Linked DNA regions of Homo sapiens: region 2 is linked to region 1. A link is an interaction called in ENCODE POLR2A ChIA-PET data of the cell type or tissue named here. Cell type or tissue: B cell. All regions are shown on one strand. Region 1 overlaps SLC7A6 (solute carrier family 7 member 6). Region 2 overlaps GFOD2 (Gfo/Idh/MocA-like oxidoreductase domain containing 2).

The links. ChIA-PET counts read pairs that join two places held together with the same protein. Peaks named below come from ENCODE experiments on the same cell type or tissue, not always from the same donor. Only the 100,000 strongest peaks of a DNase experiment are listed, where the experiment ranks them.
Region 2: POLR2A ChIA-PET joins it to region 1 with 6 read pairs; 1 of 35 experiments calls an interaction of 5 or more read pairs at or near these places.

What each region holds. Positions count from the first base shown.
Region 1 is chr16:68,287,349-68,292,348 of GRCh38, forward strand. SLC7A6 (solute carrier family 7 member 6) reads left to right here. Exons shown (of 11, transcript NM_003983.6): 4 at 398-523; 5 at 3,048-3,192; 6 at 3,861-3,984; 7 at 4,210-4,313. Among named protein-coding and RNA genes, the nearest start is that of SLC7A6OS, 21 kb to the right of the region's middle. RefSeq lists enhancers at 2,095-2,234, 2,265-2,314. In B cell, no CTCF peak of the experiment used is centred here; DNase peaks (open chromatin) are centred at 403 and 2,433; H3K4me3 peaks cover 414 bases; H3K27ac peaks cover 4,010 bases.
Region 2 is chr16:67,683,483-67,688,482 of GRCh38, forward strand. GFOD2 (Gfo/Idh/MocA-like oxidoreductase domain containing 2) reads right to left here. Exons shown (of 3, transcript NM_030819.4): 2 at 1,975-2,320. The coding sequence starts at 2,233. Among named protein-coding and RNA genes, the nearest start is that of C16orf86, 19 kb to the left of the region's middle. RefSeq lists enhancers at 34-1,233, 2,280-2,339. In B cell, no CTCF peak of the experiment used is centred here; a DNase peak (open chromatin) is centred at 2,449; H3K4me3 peaks cover 687 bases.

The sequences.
Region 1 (5,000 bases):
ACCTCACTTACTGATGAGTTTCTTTTGGCCATGAAGAGGTCTTGTGTCTCCTGTGGTTTGGAACCTTGGGAGTCTGGGTGGGAAAGAGTAGGTGAAATCACCCATCCCTGGGCCTGGGGGGAATTCCCAGAAATGGTGCTAGCCATCAGGATGTATAAGTATGTGTTCACGCATGCCTTCATATCCTTGAGCACCAGTAGTGATGGAAGTGCCTGTGTGCTGTCAGCTGGGGCGGGTGCAGGGTGTCCCCTCGCTTGCCAGTTCGCCTTGTTCTGACTGGTCCATTGGCCCCTTTGCCTTAGGCAGGAAGGGCAGAAAGAGTGCTCTCTGTAAAGAGGGGTTGGGCCCCTGTGCCCTCAACTCAAGCCTGCCAGTGACTTTGTGGTTTTCCTCCTAGGTCTGCTGACATTTGTGAACTGTGCCTATGTCAAGTGGGGCACACGTGTGCAGGACACGTTCACTTACGCCAAGGTCGTAGCGCTCATTGCCATCATTGTCATGGGCCTTGTTAAACTGTGCCAGGGTAAGTGGTGGGAAGGGGGGTACCACCAACAGTTCCTCTGGATTCCCTGAGGAGAACATGGCGACTCTGTTAGCTTCACTGCTCGGCTGTTTCTATGTACATGCTAGCATGTGTCAGTGAGTGCAAGAGATGGGAGTAGATTTCTTTCTGGGCTTTTTGGGCCAGGCTGGCTTGGCCAAGTGGACATGAGTCAGCCTGTCCCTCAGGGCTGGTTTCCTTTGGTGGAGGCTGGGAGCATTGCAGGAAGCCAGCCAAGGGCCTAGGAGCTCCTGAAGCTTGGGTCATGATTGGGTCATAAAAGTAATCTGTGGGGATAGAGTGGCTCCTGTTTGTGGTCTGTGACTGCCAAGCTACAAGTAGGAAGACTGGGCCCTCCTTGAGACAGGTGGCAGGGTATATGGAGCTGGAAGTGGGGTATGGAAATGGGTGGTTATTTTGCAGCCTTTACTTTTCATCTGGACTTGTATTCAGCAATCCCTCCCCAAGTCAGCTCTCAGAAAAATATTAAAATATTGTGAAATTGGCAGTGTCTTTCCTAAATGTTGGCTTTAGAAAGCTTTTCATTCCTGGATCAGAGAGGACTGGCAGTGAGGGTAACAGGCCTACCAAGATCTCATGAGCCCTAGAGAGGTCTTGAGGTGTCTTTAGCCACAGATATCTCAATCATTTCACAGCCCAGTTCTCTAGGTCATCAGTCCCTAAATGTGGCTGTGTACAGTCACCCGGGGAGCTGAGACCCTAATCTCAAATCTGTTGGATCACATTCTGGTTGGTGTGGAGTCTAAAAAGCTGTGCTTTTAAGAATTGCCCTTGGCCCGGCACGGTGGCTCACGCCTGTAATCCTAACACTTTGGGAGGCTGAGGTGGGCGAATCAGCAGGTCAGGAATTCGAGACCAGCCTGACCAACATAGAGAAACCCTGTCTCTACTAAAAATACAAAAATTGGCTGGGCATGGTGGTGCGCGCCTGTAATCCCAGCTACTTAGGAGGCTGAGGCAGGAGAATGGCTTGAAAACAGGAGGCGGAAGTTGCAGTAAGCCGAGATTGTGCCACTGCCCTCCATCCAGCCTAGGTGACAGAGCAAGATTCCATCTCAAAAAAAAAAAAAAAAAAAGAATTGCCCTTGTTGGGCTGGGCGCGGTGGCTCATGCCTGTAATCTCAGCACTCTGGGAGGCCGGGAGGCTGAGGCAGATGGATCACCTGAGGTCAGGAGTTTGAGACCAGCCTGGCCAACATGGAGAAACCCTGTCTCTACTAAAAATACAAAAAATTAGCCGGGGGTGGTGGTGGGTGCCTCTAATCCCAGCTACTCGGGAGGCTGAGGCAGGAGAATCGCCTTAAACTGGGAGGCAGAGGTTGCAGTGAGCCAAGATCTTGCCATTGCACTCCAGCCTGGGCAACAAGAACGAAACTCTGTCTCAAAAAACAGAAAAAGAAAAAGAAAAAAAGAATTGCCCTTGTTGATTCTTAGACTGCTGGTCTAGCCTGTGTACTTATATCAAGTTAGTAGAGCTAGCCATGTGGATGTCCCTGGAGGCTCAGGAGCATCCTGGGGTCAAATTGGGTTTTGAGTAATCCTCCCCTGAAGATCTGTTCCTTAGGGAACCACTGCTGTGTATGAGAATGGACACCCCTGAGGACAGGGGTCTCTATTTTCTCTTCTCTTGCTGCATAGCCAGCTCTTTTTACCACATGAGAGCTGGGTCTAGGCTTTCTTCAGGGTGTGACAATGGGCTTCCTTAGAAGTCTGGGTCTTGTTAAAGACCCCAGTATGTCCAGAGGGTCTCTGATCTGGGTAGCTGGGTGCTGTCCCCTGGGCTTTTGTGTCTGCAGTCTCTGAGGCCTCTGAGGAGAATGACAGGCTGGGCTGGCTCCCCGGAGGGTGGGGGTGGCTCAGGCCTAGTGAAAGATAAGGTCTCAGTTCCTCTATAGCATGTCATCTCCCCCATGCAACCATAGCTACCGCAAGTAGAGCAGCATAGAGTCCTTCCCATGAGGCTGATAAACCCATTGACCAAATTGTGCAGTAGTCTGGTCCAAGAGAGGTAGTTCACAGGAAGGTATAATTTTCAATGAAAAATGACTCCTTCATGTGAAATGGGGTTCTTGACATAAATAGGTAGAAGAGCTGGGGCTTGCTGTGAGATCATTTGCAGGAAATGGAAATTCTTTAGGGTTTTGGAAGAAGTATTGTCACATCAGAGGGCGGCCAAGAATGTCTTTGGTTTTTTATTGTCTAGTTTTATTAAAGGAATGTGAGCTTTCCTGAGGAAGTGGGTGGGGTGGTAAAGTGTAGGGAGCTAGTGGTTGTTGATCTTTTGGTGTTAAATTATGTTTTTTTTTCTTTCCCCTGCCTTCTTGTTTTTTCTTTCTTGTTCCTCCCCATTCCTCCTTTTTTTCATCTTCCCTTCCTCTTTCCTATTCTCCTTTCGTATCTTTCTCTTACACCTCCCATCTCCTCTTCCTTTCTCCTTTGGCCTGTTCCTTCTCTCTGAACCCCTCACCTGCCTTTGCCCCCACAGGACACTCTGAGCACTTTCAGGACGCCTTTGAGGGTTCCTCCTGGGACATGGGAAACCTCTCTCTTGCCCTCTACTCTGCCCTCTTCTCTTACTCAGGTTGGGACACCCTTAATTTTGTAACAGAAGAAATCAAAAACCCAGAAAGGTAAAGATGGGATCACACTCTCACTCCCCAGCTTGGCTGGAACTCCTGCTGATAGTGGGCGTGCCTGCCCTCATCCTTCTCCTCCTCCCTCCGACTCTCCTCCCCTCTTCTCCCTACTCCCCCTTCTCCAGCTAGGAGGGGCTGAGGGCTAGAATGGGAGTGAGTGAAGGTAGGAAAGCCTTCGGCTCCCTGTCCTCACGTTCGCACTGGAGGATAGGGCCTTCCTAGAGGAGAGGGCCTTCAGTGGGGAGCAGCAGGCCCAGCTGGGGCAAAGGAATTAGGACCTCGGACTCTGGTGCTGACACTACAGCCCGCAGAACCAAAACTTATTCTGGCCAGCTGGGTCCCCAGCCTGGCATCCAGTCCCCAGGACACTGTTCCTTGCACTGTTCCTCTGAGATCACAGATGCAGGAGGATTATGAAACCCAGTAGGACCCATTGGTCCTACTGTGGCAAAGATTAAATATTGATCATGAGCTATCTTCACAGAGAAAGTTGGGTCTTTCTCAATAGAAAGAACCCAGGGTCAAGGGGAAGGTGAGCCTCCCTCAAAGACTTGGAGGCTAGTGAACTGTTAAATGTTAGGAAAATCCCAGTGGAGACTTGATAAACTTTGTTCCCAAGGAGAGGTTGGTTCTAGGTAGTCCTTTCTCACTTGTCCTGACAGAAATTTGCCCTTGGCCATTGGGATTTCTATGCCAATTGTGACGCTCATCTACATCCTGACCAATGTGGCCTATTACACAGTGCTGAACATTTCAGATGTCCTTAGCAGTGATGCTGTGGCTGTGGTGAGTCTCTTGGGATCCCCATTTGTTCATCATCTCCTGATACTGAGCCACCCTGCACAGCTCAGTCTGTCTTACTGCACCCTCCTCAGCTCTGCAGGATGAGGTCATGAGTCTAGGCCAGAGGGTGGGCTGCTTAGCAGTGATTGCATTTGTTCCGAGATCATAGATGCAGGAGGATTATGAAACCCTGTGCGTTTAAGTGCCTTTTCTGTGCCCTGCCCCCAGACATTTGCTGACCAGACGTTTGGCATGTTCAGCTGGACCATCCCCATTGCTGTTGCCCTGTCCTGCTTTGGGGGCCTCAATGCATCCATCTTTGCTTCATCAAGGTACTGTGTCTCTGTGTCACTGATAATAGACCACAATATTTCATTCTCTGGGGCTTAGGCATAAGAGTTCCTTTTTTCCCTCCTTCTCATGGGCATATAGGGTGTGTGTGTGTGTGTGTGTGTGTGTGTGTGTGTGTGTTTGGTATGTGGGCATGTACTTGCCTTTGTGCAAGTAGCACATTTGTATGCTGGTAGCTCATGTTTCCATCTGAGGTGAGGACAGATTGTGTGCTGATAGCTCATGTTATGTGTTGATAGCTCATATTTATGTGCTGGTAGCTCATATTTTGTGTGCTGGTAGCTCATGTTTATGTGCTGGTAGCTCATGTTTTGTGTGCTGGTAGCTCATGTTTCCATCTGAGATGAGGACAGATTGATGAAAGGTATAGGGGAGAAAGGCAACAGCTTGGAGTGGTGACTTGGGCAGGGACCAGATTCTAGGCTCCTTGTGGGTTATGCTGTAGCCCCAGGATTCATTCCTTCAGTAAATGATAACAGCACTTGCTGTGTACCAGGTATTGGTGCTATGTACAGAAAGACTTTCCCCCTCACTTCCCAGAAAATGCCGAGGCCATCAGGTCTCCTGATCTCCTCTGTGCAGACATCTATAAGCGTGCTGGTCCTTCCTGTTGTTGAAGAGGAAGGAGCAGGTGTGCCTTTCCTGGCAGACTCTGCTACTTGGGCTCG
Region 2 (5,000 bases), 600 kb before region 1:
TCTATTTCTGAATTCAATCTGGGAGCCACCATCTGACCTCCCAAGCATTTGGTGACCAATGAATGAATAACTCCAATGTCACACATCCTCAGAGAGAGCTCTCTGGAAGAAACAAACAATAAGGCCAAAACTTACTTGCTCCAAATTGACAACCGGACAGACTGAAGTTCTTTCTCACTTCAAAGAACATTTATCCTTCCCTACCCACTGAGCCAGAGGTGACAGACACCTTCCTATGACATTCCTCAGAATGAGGGAGGAGATAAGTAGCAGACCCTGAGGTTTGCCACCATGGCAGTGGTCAGGAAGAGTGGAGGACAACCTCATGGCACCGGTTCCTCGACCTAGAGATCTTCGGCTGCATCAAGGAGACACTTGGCTCCTATTACCTCACATAAAACAGTTACTCAGTCAAGTAAGTATGTGCTAGTTGAATTGTGACTATGTCTTCTGTCATCTACCTTGTAATGTGTGTTATTTCTAGTTGCCTCAATTGGACTATAAAATCTGAAGACAGGGAGGGGTCCAATCTAACACAGCTTTGAATGTCCAAAATGACATCAGGACAGTGACTGGCACACAGGAGGCATTAAAAAAATAATTGAGGCTGGGTGTGGTGGCTCCTGCCTGTAATCCCAGCACTTTGGGAGGCGGCCAAGGCAGGTGGATCACCTGAGGTCAGGAGCCCGAGACCAGCCTGGCCAACATAACAAAACCCCATCTGTACTAAAAAGACAAAAATTAGCTGGGCGTGGTGGCACATGCCTGTAGTCCTGGCTACTTGCAAAGCCGAGGCAGGAGTATCGCTTGAACCTGGGAGGTGGAGGTTGCAGTGAGCTGAGATTGCACCAATGCACACTCCAGCCTGGGCAACAGAGTGAGACTCCATCTAAAAAAATAAAATAAAATAATAATAATAATTTTAAAAAAATGCTGGGCATGGTGGCTCACACCTGTAATCCCAGCACTTTGGGAGGCCGAGGCGGATGGATCACCTGAGGTCAGGAGTTCGAGACCAGCCTGGCCAATGTGGTGAAACCCTGTCTCTACTAAAAATACAAAAATTAGCTGGGTGTGGTGGCAGGCACCTGTAATCCCAGCTACTTGGGAGGCTGAGGCAGGAGAATCACTTGAACCTGGGAGGCGAAGGTTGCAGTGAGCCGGGATTGCGCCATTGAACTCCAGCCTGGGCAACAAGAGGGAAACTCTGTCTCAAAATAAAATAAAAATTGCTGGCTGAATGTTTACTGGTTTGTTTACTTAGTAAACTAGGTTCTGATTTATATTAGATAAAGAGAAGAAGTTGACTCCAGTTGACTGGAAATAGAAGACCAACGGGAACTGTAGGAGAACAGCTCAGCAGGCCATGCCCAGTCAGGGGCAAGAGGTTACCAAGCCCAAAACTTCCCAAGGGAGTGGAGATGTCATGTAAGCAGGCTGTCGACGGATCCTGTCAGGGAAGCCCAATGCTGGCAGAGCCTTCCTGTCCTCCGGCAATACAAGACTGCAGTTTGGCAGGAAGGGTGTGTGCTCACTATAGTCAAACGCTGACAAAACATGGGAAATGGTAGCCTTGCTACACAGCCTCTCCTTCCTGTGGTGCTGTGTGCCCCAGAAATGGGAGAACAAACACACTAGTCACAACCAATTCCCCGCCACCCAGGGCTCTGACCTCTAACTTCACAGAGGCAAACTTTATGTTGACTGAGATGCAACCATCTCCAGCCCCTTGATGGCTGTCTCTTAGAGTATTTCCTTAATTTCTGTTCAGGGATTTACAGATGGGAGGTAGGTTAGGCTATGTCTTTTTTCATGCCCTCCCCAAGCACTGCTTCAGGGACAAGTGATGTCCCAGAGTTCTCCTCCCTGCAGATGCGAGCCCAGGAAGGAGAGCTCAGAGGAGAGGAGTGACCCTCAGAGGACTGCCCAGAGGGAGAGACATGATCTGCCCCTGCTGTGGCCTGCCGGGCGTACCTAGAGCCTTCACGGATATCTGCCGGGTGAGTGGAGGGGGGATGCTGATGCACACCAGATCCACATCTTGATGCAGCAAGATGTCATCAGTCCGGCTGGTGTAGAAGGCGATGTTCATCTCCTCAGCAAGCTGCTTCGCCTCCTCCTCAGTCTTCCCCCACAGGGCCTCAACAGTGAACCCTTCTGCCCTCAGCAGTGGGACCAGAACTCGGGCGGAGCTGCCAGTCCCAAACACGCCCACTCCTGGCAGCATCTTCATCCCAGCCTCTCTCTTTACCAACTCATCTCCTCACAAGAGCCTCTGGCATGGATATGATCTTCCAAACGTCCTGGTCAGACATGGCTCCTAGAATAGCAAACATTACACTGGTTATTACTGGAGAGGACACTCAGCTGAGGCTACTTTCTTTTTTTTTTGAGATGGAGTCTCGCTCTGTTGCCCAAGCTGGAGTGCAGTGGTGCGAAGGCTACTTTCAAATAAGGAAGTAACAAGTTCTCTGCCAGAAAAGCACAAATGAAATAGGGCTCGAGGCCAGGCATGGTGGCTCATGCATGCCTGTAACCCCAGCATTTCAGGAGGCCGAGGTGGGAAGATCACTTGAGGCCAGGAGTTTGAGAGTAGCCTGGGCAACACGGCGAGATGTCATCTCTATTAAAAAATATATATATTAAAAAATAGCCAGATGTGGTGGCATGCGCTTGTTGTAGTCCTAGCTACCTGGGAGGCTGAGGTGAAAGGATCACATGAACCTAGGAGTTCACAACTATAGTAAGCTATGATTGTGCTACTGCACTCCAGCCTGGGCAACAGTGCAAGACCTTGTCTCAAAAGAAAAAAGAAATACTGTTCCAAGATGAAACACTGCAGAATCTTCTTCTTCCATGGAGACTGAAGGATAAGAGGAAAAACGGAAAATGAATAAAGTTGAGTTTAAATCTCTGTTCTGCTACTTAACTTTCTGTGTAACCCTGGTCAAAAGATTCAACTTTCAGGGCCTTAAATGTATAATAAGGGGAGTGATTGATCTTTAAGGTTCCTTCTTGCTATAAAAGTTCATGATTCTATATATGACAAAGAAAAGAAGAGTGGAGGCCAGGCACAGTGGCTCACACCTGTAATCCCAGCACTTTGGGAGGCCAAGGCGGGCGGATCACCTGAGGTAAGGAGTTCAAAACCAGCCGGGTCAACATGGCCAAACCCCATCTCTGCTAAAAATACAAAAAAAAAAACTAGCCAGGTGTGGTGGCAGATGCCTGTAATCCCAGCTCTTCAGGAAGCTGAGGAAGGAGAATCATTTGAACCCAGGAGGCAGAGATTGCAGTGAGCCAAGATCACACCACTGCACTCCAGCCTGGGCGACAAGAGTGAGACTCTATCCAAAAAAGAAAGAAAGAAAGAAAGACTGGAGGCCGGGCGTGGTGGCTCATGCCTGTAATCTCAGCACTTTGGGAGGCTGACGTGGGTGGATCGCTTGAGGTCAGGAGTTCGAGACCAGCCTGGCCAACGTGGTGAAACCCCGTCTCTACCAAAAATATAAAAAGTTAGCCAGGTGTGGTGGTGCAAGCCTGTATTCTCAGCTACTCGAGGGGCTGAGGCAGGAGAATCACTTGAACCTGGGAGGTGAAAGTTGCAGTGATCTGAGATTGTGCCACTGCACTCCAGCGTGTGTGACAGAATGAGACTCCGTCACAAAAAAAAAAAAAAAAGAAAAGAAAAAGAAGAATGGAAAACAAAAACCAGTTCAAGAGGAAAGTGAAAGAACTAATTGCTATACAGATTAAGTATAATTAAAATTTTCATGGTAGCAAACATAGGAAAATGCTCACTAGAAAAAAAAATACCAAAAAACTTTTTTCATCAAACTGGCTAAAAGAAAAAGTATGCTTAAAGAGATTTTATTAGGCCGGGTGCGGTGGCTCATGCCTGTAATCCCAGCACTTTGGGAGGCCGAGGCGGGCGGATCACGAGGTCAGGAGATAGAGACCATCCTCACTAACACAGTGAAACCCTGTCTCTACTAAAAAATACAAAAAATTAGCCAGTTGTGGTGGTGGGTGCCTGTAGTCCCAGCTACTCGGGAGGCTGAGGCAGGAGAATGGCGTGAACCCAGGAGGCGGAGCCTGCAGTGAGGTGAGATCGCGCCAATGCACTCCAGCCTGGGCGACAGAGCAAGACTCCGTCTCAAAAAAAAAAAAAAAAAAGAAAAAAAGAAAAAAAAAAGATTTTATTAGGCTGGGTGTGGTGGCTCATGTCTGCAATCTCAGCAATTTGGGGGGCCAAAGCAGGAGGATTGCTTGAGATCAACAATTCAAGATCAGCACAAGCAACTTAGTGAGACACCCATCTTTACTAAAAAAAAAAAAAAAAAAAAATTAGCCTGGCATGGTGGCACATGCCTATAGTCCCAGCTATTTGGGAGGCTGAGGTAGAAGGATCGCTTGAGCCCAGGAGTCAAGACTGCAGTGAGCTATGACAGTGCCACTGCACTCTAGCCTGGGCAATAGAGTGAGACTGTCTCAAGAAAGGAAAAAAGGTTTTTTTGTATACAGATATTTACTATAGCATTGGCTATCATAGTGAAAAACTGGGAGACAATCTAGATGTCCAATACAAGTAATGGGTTAGATAAAGAATGCTGTGGAGTTACTGAAAACCATGAAGTAGAAGGCCCTCAATAACCTGAAAGACATTCACCACATTGTCACTGAAAGGGAAAAACACACACTATCAGAAGTATGGGGTTTTTTTTAAAAAAAGCACACAAAAGAAGTATAATAGGTATGAGTATATATATAAGGATATCTGTAATATATCTATAAAATATCTCTATTCAATGCTGTAGAAGGACTAGAATACTCCTGAATTTATTGATTGCTGAGGTTGATGGGATTATGAATGATTTTTATTGTTTCTTTTCAATTTTTGAACTTTGCCAAATTTTCTGAGACATGATTCTGTCTTATTCATTGTAGAGTTTTTCTTCTGATCACAAGGGTTATACAATAAAGAACAAAACCAAACAAAA